Regions from separate parts of the Homo sapiens genome. Here region 1 is linked to region 2. Evidence: read pairs that join two places in POLR2A ChIA-PET (ENCODE). Cell type or tissue: PC-9. All regions are shown on one strand. Each heading gives the region's core, and the rest is flanking DNA. Links, peaks and the distances in the headings are about the cores only.

Evidence for each region. ChIA-PET counts read pairs that join two places held together with the same protein. Peaks named below come from ENCODE experiments on the same cell type or tissue, not always from the same donor. Only the 100,000 strongest peaks of a DNase experiment are listed, where the experiment ranks them.
Region 1: POLR2A ChIA-PET joins it to region 2 with 7 read pairs; 1 of 35 experiments calls an interaction of 5 or more read pairs at or near these places.

Annotation. Positions count from the first base shown.
Region 1 is chr1:161,212,682-161,216,681 of GRCh38, reverse strand. NDUFS2 (NADH:ubiquinone oxidoreductase core subunit S2) reads right to left here. Exons shown (of 14, transcript NM_001377299.1): 11 at 3,207-3,302; 12 at 2,950-3,033; 13 at 2,761-2,818; 14 at 2,287-2,526. The coding sequence ends at 2,489. FCER1G (Fc epsilon receptor Ig) reads right to left here and starts at 1,387. Exons shown (of 5, transcript NM_004106.2): 1 at 1,312-1,387. The coding sequence starts at 1,360. In PC-9, for the core only: no CTCF peak of the experiment used is centred there; no DNase peak of the experiment used is centred there; H3K27ac peaks cover 183 bases.
Region 2 is chr1:163,165,094-163,171,201 of GRCh38, reverse strand. RGS5 (regulator of G protein signaling 5) reads left to right here. Exons shown (of 5, transcript NM_003617.4): 2 at 2,834-2,944. The region is part of intron 2 of RGS5-AS1 (RGS5 antisense RNA 1); the gene reads right to left. Among named protein-coding and RNA genes, the nearest start is that of RGS5-AS1, 6.5 kb to the right of the region's middle. In PC-9, for the core only: no CTCF peak of the experiment used is centred there; a DNase peak (open chromatin) is centred at 3,001.

The sequences.
Region 1 (4,000 bases), core at 1-4,000, 2.0 Mb after region 2:
TGGCTGGAGCTGTAGAGCTTCAGAGACCTTCCCATTTCTGCCTCTATTTCTCAGCTGACGCTCAGGTCTCTGGAACTGGGGATCTCATGCTGCCCACCCTCATTATCAACTGCTGACAGAATGGAGCATTAACAATGACCCATAGAAACAGCAATCCCGTCTGTTTGTCTTGGCTATATCCTTGCCTTACTCCCAAGCACAAGAACAGAGTCCTACCTTCCTAAAGGGTTATCTCTCTCTCTCTCTCTCTCTCTATATATATATATATATGTGTGTGTGTGTGTGTGTGTGTGTGTGTGTGTGTATGTGTGTGTGTGTGTATATAGATAGATAGATAGAGATATATATGTAAAATCTTTTTTTTTTTTTTGAGACGGAGTCTCACTCTGTCCCCCAGGCTAGAGTGCAGTGGTGCGATCTTGGCTCACTGCAACCTCCACCTCCTGGGTTCAAGTGATTCTCCTGCCTCAGCCTTCTGAGTAGCTGGAATTATAGGCACCAAGGGTGCTTTGTATATTAAACCAGCTAGAGATCAGCTCCCAGCAGACAAGACCAAAGGCACCCCATGGGAAATGCTCATCATGAGAAATGAGGCTTTTCACCAGACCAGCTCTTCATGCCATACAACCAGACCCTTCCCCTGCCACTTTCTATCAACCCTGAAAAGAGAAAAGTCAGCCAGGCACAGTAGCACTTTGGGAGGCCGAGGTGGGAGAATTGCTTGAGGCCAGGAGTTCAAGACCGATGTGGCCAACATAGTAAGACCCTGTCTTTTTTTAATAATAATAATAGCTGGGTGCAGTGGCTCACACCAGTAATCCCAGCACTTTGGGAGGTCGAGGTGGGTGGATCACTTGAGTCAGGAGTTCAAGACTACCCTGGTCAACATGACGAAACCCGGTTTCTACCAAAAATACTTAACTTAGCCGGGCGTGGTGGCGGGCACCTGTAGTCCCAGCTACTCGGGAGCCTGAGGCAGGAGAATCGCTTGAACCCAGGAGGCAGAGGTTGCAGTGAGTAGAGATTGCGCCACTGCACTCCAGCCTGGGTGACAGAGCAAGACTCCATCTCCAAAATAATAATAATAATACGGAGAAAAGTCTGGAATGAAGTAAGAAGGCAACAAGAAAGGAGGGAACTATGAGTCTAGTGCCCTGGGTCGGGGCTGGAGAGGACTAGCCTCAGGGTCTCCCTATGCCCACCTACCCACTGTCAGCCTTCCTTCACCTGTGTTTGACTTGGCCCTCAGACCCAAGCTCTGGACTTCCACCCTGGAGCCAGCTCACGCTATCCCTCACCAAACCCTCTTACCTGCTTGTTCAACCAAAAGGAGTAAGAGCAAGACCACTGCTGGAATCATCTTGGGCTGGAGATCGGCCGTTCTGACAGCACTGTGCAGCTGTGCTCAGCGAGCAGTTCCCTGACCACAGAGTCCCCCTCTTCCTGCCACGCCTTCCCCCATGCTTTGGCCCCTTCCCCTTCCTGCACAAGAGACCGGGCGGCTCCCGGAAGGGCCAACTAAGGGAGTTGGGAGATCTGGGCTCTTAAGCGTCAGCCCTTCAATGACCAACTCCTAACCCACAGAATGAGGAGACTTTCACGCTCAGGAAAGGCTGTCTACATCTGCCATTTTCCACTCCACCTGGTTCAGATTTTTTTTTTTTTTTTTTTTTTTGAGACGGACTCTTGCTTTGTTGCCCAGGCTGGAGTGCAATGGCGCCATCTCGGCTCACCGCAACCTCCGCCTCCCAGGTTCAAGCGATTCTCTCAGCCTCCCGAGTAGCTGGCATTACAGGCATGCACCACCACGCCCGGCTAATTTTGTATTTTTAGTAGAGATGGGGTTTCTCCATGTTGATCAGGCTGGTCTTGAACTCCTGATCTCAGGTGATCCATCCGCCTCGGCCTCCCAAAGTGCTGGGATTACAGGCGTGAGGCACTGCGCCCGGCTGGTTCAGAGATTTATCTGTGTGAAACTGCCCGTCAACATTCCCTCAGACCCCACTATAGCCCTTTCCCTCCCAACTTTACCCCAGGTCTTGATTTGAGTGGTTTACCAAGTTATGTGGGCACTGAGAAGGTTTGGGCAAGGAGGGAACTGAGGCGAAAGAGGAAATGGGGAATAGAGAAGTGGAAAGGACAAGAGTCAGAGAAGGGGGTGGAGACGAGCAGGAAAAATTGCTAAGACCTGACTGAATCTAACAGGAATGGAGGGTTAATGAACATTCTTAGGTTTACAGTCCGAGTGAAGGACACTAAGATACTGAGACACTAAGATACCAGAAGTTTAGGCCTAGGGGCCGCAAGACGGCTAATTTATTATAATTTCTCCTTTTTTAGTACATGCACAGAAAGCCTGACAGCCAAGTGTACATGAACATACACACACACACACACACACACACACACACAGAGGCCAATTTCCAGTGAGGAACAGGCTCCACAGAAGAAGCTGATAGGCAGGGGGGATCAAACGCTGCTCCCCTGCTCACCGATCTACTTCTCCAAATACAATATCTTGGGTACCTAGGTGAGAGGATGGAGGAAAAAAGTGATGTTACTTATCTTCCTGTTGTGAGGCAAAACAAACAAAAAAAGTGGTGTTACCCAAGATCCAGAACCCATTACTGTGCTCAAAAGATTGAGGACCCGAGTCCATGCCATGGCCTATGGTGAACAGGAAGTGTTCTCCTTCTGTCCCCAGTGGGCGTCCCGAACTCCTTTGTCTAGGATACCTCTACTACACAATAGGCCTCGTACCTATGATGGCAACGACATCTGCCAACATGTGTCCCTTAGACATCTTGTCCAAACCAGCCTAGGGAGATTGAGATGGCAACAATGTTAGTTAAGACTTGCAAGGTGGGAGGAGAAAGAAGAGTTCATAAAAACCTCAACCAAGGTCAGGTTTAATTCATTGGAGTTATAGTTACTGGGATTGATTCTTACCAGATGGGCAAAACCAGGAGCCTTGATCTTGCATCGATAAGGGCGGCTGCTGCCATCAGACACCAGGTACACCCCAAACTCTCCCTGTTCAAGGAAGAAGGTTGGGTGTCTGTATTAACATGAAGAGTATTTTTCTCTGCCAACAAAACCTCTATTCATTCTGTTTTCTCTCTCATTGATGAATGAGCTATTTGTTAAACATCTATCTTTAGCTACCTACTCTACATATGGTCTTTTCCTTCCCCTCCTCTCCTTACCTTGGGAGCCTCAATGGCAGTATATGTGGCTCCTGGAGGAACTTGGTAGCCCTCAGTATACAACTTAAAGTGATGAATCAGTGACTCCATGGAAGTCTGAAGAGAGGAAACAGGGAGCATCAATAAACCATATCCAAACTCTGTCTCCTAGGCCTCCCCCAGCACAGAAAATAATCTCTACCCTCAGGGAGACTAAAGCCACATGTCAGTCAGTAAGCAGAGAGGATACAGAATAAAACAGGAGAGCTATGGGAGATTAAGAATCTCTTATATGGCCGGGTGCGGTGACTCACGCTTGTAATTCCAGCACTTTGGGAGGCTGAGGTGGGCAGATCAAGAGGTCAGGTGTTCAAGACCAGCCTGGCCAACAGAGTGAAACCCCGTCTCTACTAAAAATACAAAAATTAGCTGGGCGTGGTGGTGGGTGCCTGTAATCCCAGCTACTCGGGAGACTAAGGCAGGAGAATCGCTTGAACCCAGGAGACAGTGGTTGCAGAGAGCCAAGATCATGCCACTGTACTCCAGCCTGGTGAAAGAGCGTGACACCGTCTCAAAAAAAATAAAAAAATAAAAAAAACCCGAATCTCTTACTACACAGTAAATTCTCTATTAAAAGAAAACTGGGTTGGGTGTGGTGGCTCACGCTTTGTAATCCCAGCACTTTGGGAGGCCAAGGATCACCTGAGGTCAGGAGTTCGAGACCACCCTGACCAATATGGTGAAACCCTGTCTCTACTGAATACAAAAAATTAGCTGGGCGTAGTGGCACACGCCTGTAATCTCAGCTACTTGGG
Region 2 (6,108 bases), core at 1,187-5,186:
TTGGCAATTCTTGTCCCCAGAGGTAGAATATAGAAGGTTGTGGGTGTAGTAATTCCTTAGTAACTTGCGGGGAATTTTTTGTATGTTTCAATGTAATGTTCGAAGCTAGGGAACATGGGCGGTGGGTTGGAAAAATGATTGTGTAGTTAGAACTAACTTTAAAGAAGCCGTGTTCTATGCCAAATGCTGTGCTAAGTGACTCACATGCATTAGTATATTTAATCATCTCAAAAAGTCTTAGGATATACTATTTTATCAGTCCAAATTTCTAGGCAAAAGAACTAAACATTAGATAATTTAAGTAACTTGCAACACTTGGAATTAAAGCGACACTTATTCTAATTCACAATGTTATATAAGCTCCCTCGGCAGAACAGTCCCAGTTTTTACCCTAATGCCGTGCTGAGCTTGATCTGAGGTACTATGGGACCTGAGTTGGCTTTAGTCAATGAGAGGGTCTTAGGGAAAGAGTGAAAGCAGAACAAAATGAAAAGGAAATGACACTGTAGAGATGACTGTTCCTAAAACATAGTTTTCAAAACCATATTTACTAGCCTAAAGGAAAATATGTTATAATTAGGCATTTATGGAGTTTTTATAAGTTACCACAGGTTTCCTTACATTTTTTTTCCCTAATATCCGTAACTGCAAATCTTAGGCATTTACTTAAATTGCCTCATCACAGCCTCCCTGTGAACAAATGAGGAAAGTATGTGTACAATAGTAAAATCCTATTTGGCTGCCATGTGAACTTCACCACATCTCTTTAAAACTTTGGTTATGATTAGCATTGACTGGGAGGTAAATGTTAGCAGATTTGTAAAGAACAAAATCAAGATATTTTTAGTTCACTTTGGCAAATATTTTTAAATGTTTACTATATTGCCAAGCATTGTGCTAGGCACAGGGGTTAAAAAGTATTTAAGACTAAATTCCTACCATCAAAAAGTTCTCATATCCAAGTAGAAAAACAGAAACATAAGTCAATGACCATAATGCAATATGATGAACCCTGTCTTAAAAGCATGGGTAAAGTGCTAAGGTGACTGGGAAAGGGTAGCTTTTTGGGTCTCCCAATATTCAACAACTTGTCCTATGGATTAATATTTAAGATTTGCCTGGTGCTTTTCTAGTATAGAATTGTGATAAAGTGATGGATAGATTAGAAGGTTAGTTTTAAAACTGAGCGTGAAAATAGTTGCATCCCGTGATGGAGGAGTACCCAGAATTCTGACCATATCTACTCACTAAAATACTGAAGATACAAAGAAGCAGTAAATTCTGCTGTAGTTTGTTGTTTGGCAATTAGTACTCATTTATCAAGGCTTACTGCACATAAGATAGTCTGACAGCCATAGAGAACAATGGATAAGGAGTTGGAAACAAAAATTTTATAGAGAAATAAATAATCAAGTGGAATGATTTAATTTTATAGCTGGAAATAGCTCAAAAAACATCTAAAATGATGGATAACGTCATCATTTTACAGATGAGGGAACTGAGGTCTGGCAGTAAAAAGTGGTCATTTTACTTCTCAAAAGAAGATATTTATGCAGCCAAAAAACACATGAAAAAATGCTCATCATCACTGGCCATCAGAGAAATGCAAATCAAAACCACAGTGAGATACCATCTCACACCAGTTAGAATGGCGATCATCAAAAAGTCAGGAAACAACAGGTGCTGGAGAGGATGTGGAGAAATAGGAACACTTTTACACTGTTGGTGAGACTGTAAACTAGTTCAACCATTGTGGAAGTCAGTGTGGCGATTCCTCAGGGATCTAGAACTAGAAATACCATTTGACCCAGCCATCCTATTACTGGGTATATACCCAAAGGATTATAAATCATGCTGCTATAAAGACACATGCACACATATGTTTATTGTGGCACTATTCACAATAGCAAAGACTTGGAACCAACCCAAATGTCCAACAATGATAGACTGGATTAAGAAAATGTGGCACATATACACCATGGAATACTATGCAGCCATAAAAAATGATGAGTTCATGTCCTTTGTAGGGACCTGGATGAAGCTGGAAACCATCATTCTCAGCAAACTATTGCAAGGACAAAAAACCAAACAGCACATGTTCTCACTCATAGGTGGGAATTGAACAATGAGAACACATGGACACAGGAAGAGGAACATCACACACCAGGGACTGTTGTGGGGTAGGGGGAGGGGGGAGGGATAGCATTGGGAGATATACCTAATGCTAAATGACGAGTTGATGGGTGCAGCACACCAACATGGTACATGTATACATATGTAACAAACCTGCATGTTGTGCACAGGTACCCTAAAACTTAAAGTATAATAATAATAAAAAAAAGTGATCATTTTTTCCAAATGTCATATATCTAACAATAGTGAAGACCAGAGCCCTCAGAAGACTAGTAGGCAATGCATGCAGAGTTCTACCTGGGAACTCTAGCATCAGACAGCTTGGGCTCACATCTGTCTCCACCAAATACTGGCTGGGTTATCTTAAGTTATTTAAACTCCTGTCATTCCGTGACCTCATCTGCAAAATGGAAATAGTACTATAGTGTCTGCAGATATAAAATGAGAGAACACATATAAAACAATAATGAGGATTAAAATGTAGTGCAAATTAATGAAGGACATACTAAGAGCTTGATAAATGCTATTTATTAGAACTTATATATCCTAATTTCTGCATTAGTATTCTTTCTGCCACAAGAAAAATAAAAGTGAAATGGGATTTTGTTCATTTTTGTTTCTCTGACACAGGAAGAAATCTCTTCTTAAAATCTGTATGCACATGTGGTGTCCTCATTTCCCCTTGTGTCTCTTCTTTCAGGGCCAAGGAGATTAAGATCAAGTTGGGAATTCTCCTCCAGAAGCCAGACTCAGTTGGTGACCTTGTCATTCCGTACAATGAGAAGCCAGAGAAACCAGCCAAGACCCAGAAGTGAGTCATGAATATGGATTCCACTCATTTCCTCCAGAGGATGGCTATTTTCCAAGTGTTTAGCACCATTCCTCATCTGTAGAACTACCCCCTTCAATTACTCATTAAGGATCATAAGAGCCCTCAGAGAGTTGGTTTGCAAAGAAGCTCTTTTTTTTTTTCTCAACTATCTCATGTCTGGAGCATCTTATTGAATACAGGCAGAATACATAAAAAATAAAAGATAAGACTCTGCCTTATTTTTGAGAGACAGACATACTTATAAAATAGACAGACCATACTTATAAAATGATACCAGCCACTACAGCAGTGTGGTAAAAATACCTGCTCATTTACTGCCTTGGTAACCACTCCTGATCCAGTTAATTATGAGCCCTGGATGCTTACCTGCTGATGAACTATCTAAAGCTGCTTCCTCAGCAGGGTGATGTGAGAACATTTCCCTCAGAAAGATACTAAGGACAAGGCAGACAATTTCAGCCTAATCGTTCCTTCTCCAAGATAGTGCCCCTCAAGTTCCAACAGAGGAACAAAGTCTGTTACTTAAGTGAAGAACGAATACTGGACTAGCTATTTCTATTTAATGTACACCAGGTATTTTTCCCAATTCATAAATTAATATTCTTGATTGGATTTCTGCAATCCTCCCTCATCCCCATTCTCCTCTCCCTACACATTCCTCCTGTCAATTTAGGCATCCTAGGGAACTATTACTTCTAAAGAGTCATGATGTTATGGCAGTGAATCCAGGTCTCACAGTGTGCATTGGCCCCGCTTTAACTCAGGAACACGACTCCCAGCATTCCCATCGTTCATCATCATCCCTGCTAGCTGCAGAGACTGTCACTACCTAGACAGATACACTCCATCTTCCCATTAAAACAGAGATATCCATGAAAAATCAAGAAAGGAAAATGGGAAGAAGAAAAGGCCAAGGCATTCAAATTCCTTCGCTCTGCTATCTTAGAGCTTTGAGGATATCACAGAAGTGTGGTAAAAATATAGGAGTCCCTTTAACCTCCATTTCTCTTTTTAAATGGAATATTTGTGTAAATTGGCCAGCCTGTCCTTTGTCCAAATGACCTCAACTTACCATAGCTGGATTGATTGGGAGATAAAGAGATGAGTTATTCTTTCTCTTTTTTTAATCTTTTTCCATTAGCCTAAGTGAATATTTCCATTCCTCCTTTTTTTATTACTTCAAAGTGATTCTAAACAGGAAGTGAGGCATAATTGCGTTTTCTGCATTTGAAAAGGAGAAGCTAATTCAGTGTGGAGCAGCAGGCACCAAGCGGTAGTGGAGAATAAGAACCACATTTCATAGCAGCAACAGATCAAAACATCTATTTTGAAGTAAACAATGTGACAATTTATTGATCCGTTGGTATTAACTTTAAAAAAATAGAGTTCTACATTTCCTGCTTTAAATCTCTGCTTTAACATTCACATAGACCCTTAAACTGTTGAGATTAAAAGGGATTCAGAGAGAAGCTGTTCTGGAAGAAACCCTGGGGCTGACCATTTATTGGATTATTTACTTCTCTTGTCTTCCATCCCCTTTCTTCCTCCAGAAGCCTAAATTGTTTTGGAAAATTCCTTCATATCCCTAGAGAATAATTCTGTATCTATTGCATTTTCAACAGTGACCAATAAAAAAGTTTCCCACTCTCTTCTGAATCCACAGACCCCATCCCACCTCCTCATGTTTGGCAACTTTCTATGCCATTTATCTGACAGGAAATACTGTGTTCTGCATAAGCTCCATCTCTCTCTCTCTTCTCTCACTTTAAAATTTCTCTGTATTTTTAACTCATGTTCTTCTTTCAGAGGGGAAAATAATTCTTCTCTTGATTGGAGGTATTTTTAACCCTTCTCATATTCTTTGGGTTACTGACATCAGTAGAATCCGTTTTTTTAAAAGTATTTTCTATTTTTTAACATGTATTTTTGAGTTCTCACTTTTAAAAACAAAAATGGACCATTGAGAAAAACAAATAAGTGCTTATATTCCTACCCCCTAAAGACAGCTCTGTTCCCCTTTTTGCACTTTTAGTAGCCCTTTTTCCCTGTGGACCCTCTTCCCCAGGAGCAAACAGGTACCCATGTTCCATGCTGAAAAATTCTCTTCCCGCCTTTCTCTCCTGCTTCTATGCCTTTCTCTTACTTTTACTGACTAACTGTAGAAACAGAAGTCTGTACTCATGGCTTTCAGTCTTTTCTGTATCTCCTTCTTAACCAGCTTCAACCTTACTACCTCACCCGAACTGTTGTTTCTAAGGCCCCATCTGTGACTTGTCTGCAGCATTTGACAGTTCACCAGTTGACCTACTGTTTTTTTTTTGTTTTTTTTTTGAGACGGAATTTCGCTCTTTTGCCCAGGCTGGAGTGCAATGGCATGATCTCAGCTCACCGCAACCTCCACCTCCCGGGTTCAAGCGATTCTCCTGCCTCAGCCTCCTGAGTAGCTGGGATTACAGGCATGTGCCACCACGCCCGGCTAATTTTGTATTTTTTAGTAGAGACAGGGTTTCTCCATGTTGGTCAGGCTGGTCTCGAACACCTGACCTCAGGTGATCTGCCCACCTCGGCCTCCCAAAGTGCTGGGATTACAGGCGTGAGCCACCACGCCCAGCCCAGTTGACCTACTCTTAAAACTCTCTTCCTTAACTTCTAGTCCCGCATTCCCCACCTGCCTTCTCTTTCTCTAAGTGCTCCCACTGTTGCTCACCCTCTGGATGTGAGCATTCCTTAAGGCTCTGCTGTAGGTCCTCCTGAGAAACAATAGACAACATTAGCCAACCACATAGGTTTAGTTTGTGATAACTGTTATCATGGCTTACAAAATCATCAATTGTAAAATGTTAGGAGCTGATATAGATATTCATATAGCTTATTTTATATTATAAATGTCTCCCTTTCCCCTGCCTATGTCAGCAATTTTTAACCCCTTTTTCTGGTTTGTTGTTGTAGTGATCATTTTATACTAAAGAATGACCTCCACACATAAACAGTACCTAGCCTGTGCTAGTGGAAAACAGTTACAGAAAGTTGTCCTGCATACGCTCACCTGGTTAGGATGAGCCTGGTTGTGAGTACTAAAGATCTATGTACAATTTCAGGCCCGCATATGGATGTCAAAAAATGACATGTTTTGCTTGTTCTTA